2 separate regions of the Mus musculus genome follow, and region 2 is linked to region 1. Evidence: chromatin loops called from intact Hi-C (ENCODE). Cell type or tissue: heart. All regions are shown on one strand. Each heading gives the region's core, and the rest is flanking DNA. Links, peaks and the distances in the headings are about the cores only.

What was found. Hi-C counts contacts between places; a loop is a spot of excess contacts. Peaks named below come from ENCODE experiments on the same cell type or tissue, not always from the same donor. Only the 100,000 strongest peaks of a DNase experiment are listed, where the experiment ranks them.
Region 2: it touches region 1 in a loop (4-fold over the local background); 2 of 42 quality-filtered maps call a loop at or near these places.

What each region holds. Positions count from the first base shown.
Region 1 is chr5:71,699,480-71,702,397 of GRCm38, forward strand. Gabrb1 (gamma-aminobutyric acid (GABA) A receptor, subunit beta 1) reads left to right here and starts at 453. Exons shown (of 9, transcript NM_008069.5): 1 at 453-616; 2 at 810-901; 3 at 1,326-1,393. The coding sequence starts at 537. It overlaps Gm38562 (a long non-coding RNA gene), which reads right to left and starts at 2,229. Exons shown (of 4, transcript XR_868471.1): 1 at 2,192-2,229; 2 at 1,897-2,095. In heart, for the core only: a CTCF peak has its summit at 1,738 (motif pointing left); a DNase peak (open chromatin) is centred at 1,712; H3K4me3 peaks cover 1,840 bases; H3K27ac peaks cover 640 bases; H3K27me3 peaks cover 414 bases.
Region 2 is chr5:71,544,353-71,547,270 of GRCm38, forward strand. All of the region lies in intron 1 of Cox7b2 (cytochrome c oxidase subunit 7B2), which reads right to left. Among named protein-coding and RNA genes, the nearest start is that of Cox7b2, 2.4 kb to the right of the region's middle. In heart, for the core only: a CTCF peak has its summit at 1,385 (motif pointing right); no DNase peak of the experiment used is centred there.

The DNA.
Region 1 (2,918 bases), core at 419-2,918:
CCTCCCCAGCACCCTCCCCATCTTTTCTACAGACAACCAGAGAACCATCTCCAGACTTCTTGTTCTAGGACCTCTATAACTGTCAACAAAAGATGCCAGACAGCCTTAGCCAGATCATTGAAAGCCCTGTTTTAAAAAAGAAAAAAAAAAGAAGGAAAAGAAAAGAAAGAAGGAAAAGAAAAGGAAAAAGAAAAAAATTCAAGCTTAGGACAGGAGGGAAAGGAACACAGCAAACCACAGCTCAGGAAAACTGGGCACACACACACACACACAGGCACGTTGGCTCCTTTGCATAGAGACAGCAGGTTGTATTCGACTACCCAGAGAACGCGGAGCACCTCAGACAGGAACTTTAAAGGGATTGAAATCTGTTGCCTGTTCCACTAGGAATATTGTTTGCAAGGCACAAGGTGTCTTTTGGTAGTGAGTACCCTCTGCGCATGCGCAGGTCCATTCGGGAATTACTGCCCAGCCGCCGACTAAGTTGCATTCCTTGAATCTTCGCAGAAAAGACAATTCTTTCATCAGAGTTAGGAATGTGGACAGTACAAAATCGAGAGAGTTTGGGGCTTCTCTCTTTTCCCGTGATGGTTGCTATGGTTTGTTGTGCACACAGGTGAGCTGCCTGCTTCAATCTCTCTCTCTTTTTTTTTCCTTGGTGATTTTCTTCTTCTTCTTTTATTTTTTATTTTCCCGTGCCTGCTGGATCATGTATCTTGTTATTTGGGGGTAGGTGTGCCTGGATCTTTTTTTATGTCTGTTTTCAGTTTGTGATCTTTCTGAATACGGTCCCTACTTCTTCCCTTCAGCTCCAATGAACCCAGCAACATGTCATACGTGAAAGAGACAGTGGACCGACTGCTCAAAGGATATGACATTCGCTTGCGGCCGGACTTTGGAGGTAATGCTTCTTCATTTTTTTTTTCAACCTGTTACCCATCCCTAGTTCACCTTTTCTGTCAGATATAATGCCTCCTTCCCCATTTTACCGTTCCTGTAAACGTGCAATACTACGCCCTGCGCGCACACACACACACACACACACACACACACACACACACACACACACACACCACGCACTATCCCCAATCTCAGGTGGACGTATCCTCAGGCTGAGCTGTCCCTCTCTTCAAGCCGACACACCCTCTGCACTGTCACTGCATCACGCGTGTGCCCACACCTGTTTTCTCCCGCTGTCCCCTACAACAGGAAAGGGGTAGGGAGGGAGCCTGCTTAGTCTGTAATAAGATCTGGGAAGCCCCCAATGTCCCCTCAGCTCCCTGCCACTCAAAGACTGTCTTTGCTGTGGTCCACCTCCCTGGCAGGGCCCCCGGTGGACGTCGGGATGCGGATCGATGTCGCCAGCATAGACATGGTCTCGGAAGTGAATATGGTGAGTGGCCTCCCCAAGGGCTCGGCGGCCGGCCGAGCTTACGCAGATGAGAAATGAACCAGTTCCCCGTCCTCTGCTTTTCATTGGTGGTCACCTCGGCCCTGGTCCCCAGGGTCCCCACTCCGCGCGTACGCCCCACTCCAGTACACACACTGTCGGTCGCCCCACAGTTTGTATTTTCGACACACACACAGGCTACCGCAGTGCTCCGAAGGAGACGTACTCCGCACTATTTTGGGAAGGAAGGGGGACTGTTGCGCCGGTGGATTGGCTGGGGCGGAGTCTGAGCCTTACTTTAGCCGGGTCTCCCCGACTGTCGGGCTGTGCAGGGCACCATCTGCCGGCGGCCAAGTGGTGTACAGTGGGTTCCCCCGGACCAGGGGTTCGCAGCCAGCTGTGGCCAGACAAGAGCCCCAAAATCTCCACAGCTGAGCAGCCTGAAAGCCCCAACCCACCCATCTCAGCCACCAGGCTGGCTGGGCTCGCGAGTGTCCCCTCCCTACCACAGAATCCAGCGCAGTGTGTGGCAAGAGCAACAGGCTGAGATGAACAGTTCAGGATTGCTAACAGCAGAAGTGCCCAAGCTTGCTTCTAGGCATTCTGGACCCATGCAAGGGTTCATGTGTTTGTCTTCCTGCAGCTTGAAAGTTTTAAGTTGGAGGAGAATCGGCGAGTCATATGACTTGGCTTTCGTCTAGAAATCTGGGCAGAAAAAATAGAGATCTGATGATTAATAGGACTGAGGTGGGGGAGGGCTGGTTTATTTTAGTCATTAATTTTAAGGGATCTACACTTTACCATCCTTCTCTCCCTTCTTCCCTTCCTCCTTCCCTCCCTTCCTCCCTCCCTCCCTCTTTTCCTCCCCCCCCCCCCCCCCCCCCCGTCTTCATAGCACTTCTTTTCTCTGGGGCTGTGGTAAAAGGGATTCAAGTCAGAGCAGCCTCTTGTGTTGTTGGTTGTTTCCATTCACCCTGAGAAGCCCTTTTCTAATTGTGAGAGTTCCCAGGGAAGGAATTGCCTGTTGCTTTTCTAGAACCCACCACCCAGGGAACAGCAAGATCAACAGGAACAAAAGGTCATTTTTATCCACTCCCAAAAGGGAACTAATTCCAGCACCAGAGATTTAGATACGCTGAGTAACTTAGACTGGGATCCTTTCGGATATTCTCTCTGTAACACTTATTGTTCTTCCTCCCATTCCTAGTGGGGCATTTTTATTGTAATATGCTAAGGTTTAAGAATTTTCCTTTTTCATCTTTTAGATTAGGCCAGGAAGCAATACATACATTTATAGATCATTCAACGGGTGGTATATGGATAAAATGTGTGGTTGGGGTTGGCAGAGTTGAAACTCGCTGTCTTAAATGGTTTGGCTAAAATGCTATTTTATAATGTCTTGGATTGTTTCAGATAATATTTTCAAGTGTTTTTCTACTACTACACTGAAAAAGAAATCCATTTTTAAAATTTGATTTAGAAAGTAGATTTTTTTTTTAATAAACAAAGACGTTTAAGAGACTGATAC
Region 2 (2,918 bases), core at 139-2,638, 160 kb before region 1:
GTGCTGTGGGCAGTATGGATGAAATCTGATTTATATGCCTGTCTTTCAATAAAGTTTAAAAGATCATCAAATCACCAGATTTGGGTTAAAGTACATTTTTGTTCTTGAAATTCATTTTTAAATTTTCTTCATTTCTTCCTAGTTTCTGGCATTCTTTGGGTGCCAATGGAAGGATGTTTCTTTTATAAAACAGTCTCTCTCTAGTAGACAGGCACGTTCAACCAAATATCTTTCTTCTAACTAGAGAGTCCCTACACTGGTGAATTCTTGCTCTTAGGGAAGGCCTTAGTTTCTGCTACAAAACCACTCTGAATAGATTCCTGGACTGGAGCTGCAACTGATGTTTCTGAAGCAGGTTCCCCTAGGTGTCCAATGAGAATTCATTTCTCTTCATGTGTTCCTTCGGGCACCATCAATTGTTCACACCCCGAACACCATTCTTTACCACTACATTTTTTTTTCCTGTACAAGCCAGGACTATGTCTCTAATTTTCATTTCATTCTAGCTTTCATCTACACTTCTTACCTTTTTTAATTAAGGATTTTTAAAGAGTTGAGGACTATGAATGTAGTACTCAAAGCAGGGCCCTGGTCTAACAAACCCGAGGCCCAGGGTTCCCTCTGCATTTCTGCACTTTTCAACTGCTTAACTTATTTTCTTCTTCTCTATTACACAACAAATTAATGCCACATTGTTGCAAATAAATATCTGTCTTCTGTGCTTTTTACTTTCTTAACTACATCTTTTCGGTAAGGTACTCCCATCTATATTGTTAATGTCTAGTTTGCTCTAACCACTACTAATAAAGATGGCTTCATTTAGGGTTTACCACAAGTACTTACTGTTCAAATACCACACCCCTAGCCTCCCATGCACATACACCTCTGTGGAATTAATAATTTCAAGAAAGAACTTTTCTTCGTGCTAGATGACTACCCCATTCAACATTTAACTTATACTACATCCTGGCCTCTTATAATACAGTTTATCGCAAAACCTTTGAGCTGTTACAATCTGTCCTATTTGCAAGATGTGTTAGGATAATTAATGATGGCTGAGAACTTGTGGAACTGGCCAATCAATTACTGGTCCAGCTAGAGACCCACACCATAAGAGGGAGCCCAGGCCTGAAACTGCCTGGAAAGCCAGGAACCAGAGGCTGAACATCCAGAGACCCAGGATAGAGTCAACATTACTGCCAAAAAAAAAAAGAAAGAAAGAAAGAAAGAAAGAAAGAAAGAAAGAAAGAAAGAAAGAAAGAAAGAAAGAAAAAGAAAGAATTCCTAATTTCCTAATGGTATTTTACTATACTCATAGATCAGTGCCTAGCCCAATTGTCATTAGAGGCTTCATCCAACAACTGATGTGAGTAGATGCACAACCAAACACTAGGTGGAGCCAAAGGAACCCCATAGAAGAGGGGAAGGAATGATTGTAGGAGCCAGAGGGTTTACAGACACCAGGAAAACACAACCCCACAGAGCTAACTAAGCAGAGTTCATAGGGGCTCACAGAAACTGAAGTGATAACCATGCAGCCTACATAGATCTGTACCAAGTCCTCTGCATATACATTATGTTTGTGTAGCTTGGTGTTCTTTTGGTTCTCCTAACACTAGGAATAACGGGTATCTCTGACTCTTTAGCCTGCTCTTGGGACCCTTTCCTCCTACTTGGTTACCTTGATATAAGGGTTTGTGCCTAGTCTTATTGTAATGCGCTAAGCCATGTTAGGTTTGCGCCTAGTCTTATTGTAACGCACTAAGCCATGTTAGGTTGATATCCCTCAGAGACCTGCTCTTTCTCTTTTTCTTTTCTTTCTTTATTTTTCTGACCTGCATAAAGTATTGAATCTTGGGGAGAAGTGAAGGATGGTGGGATGGCTGGGAAGAGTGGAGGGAGAGGAAAATGAGGTTGAGATATGAAGTATGGGAGCATAATTTAAAATGTTTTTAAGTGAAAAATATATATATAGCTTATCATATGTTAACTATTATGAAAACATTTATTTAAAACACAAAATACATTTACATGCAAACTCCATAGTAGCTATATACCTTGAAAAATCATGAATAATTAATATACTCACAGATCTGCTAAGATTTTCCTTTTATACTTTTAGTGTTCTATTAGCTTACAAAGCATCAGAATTCCTTATGGCATTTTAATACAAACTTAGTTTTGGTTCATGTGTCCGACTCTGTCCTCCTCCTGCTCCTTCCCACCTCTGTATCCTTTATTTACCTTCAATATCCCAATTTTGCTTTCATTTCTAATATTTTATTACTCCCCTGCACCTATATATATATATATATAAAATCATAATCTCATGGACCTCTTTCAAGTTTCCCAGCCTTTACCATATTTACTTCTGTAGTAAAATGGTCATGAAATATATGAAATCATTTTTTTTTCATTCCCTTAGATGGTTCTCTGAAATTTATTTAACATAAATACCCCCAACACATGCTGATTTTGGATCAGTCTTCTGTTTCAACCAAGACTCGACTGAGCAGCACCTCTCCCTAACACTCTGCTGCATTCCTCTGGGTCTCTCTTGAATCTGTTTCCCTCTTAAAGGCATCTACATTAAATCTCATTTCTAGGTCATCTCTAGTAAAACTTTATTATCTTCCTGAAGAAGTTTTCCACCGGCTCACATCCATACTGTTTATGTTCTTCCATTGCTGTAAACTAATACTGAAGCACAAAGTTTAAGCTATTTTTAGTATACCAAAATCTTATGAAAATTTGAGTAGTAGCATGAATGGTCCTCATTCCTTATAAAACTGACTTCATAATTCCAGCTTCCTAATTTGGTATCTTTATGTAGCTCCTGTGGTCAAGTAAGTTTGGATTTCAATAGTCAGAATTACTGTCAAGAGTGAGCAGAATTATCAAATGCAAAGCCAACTGAA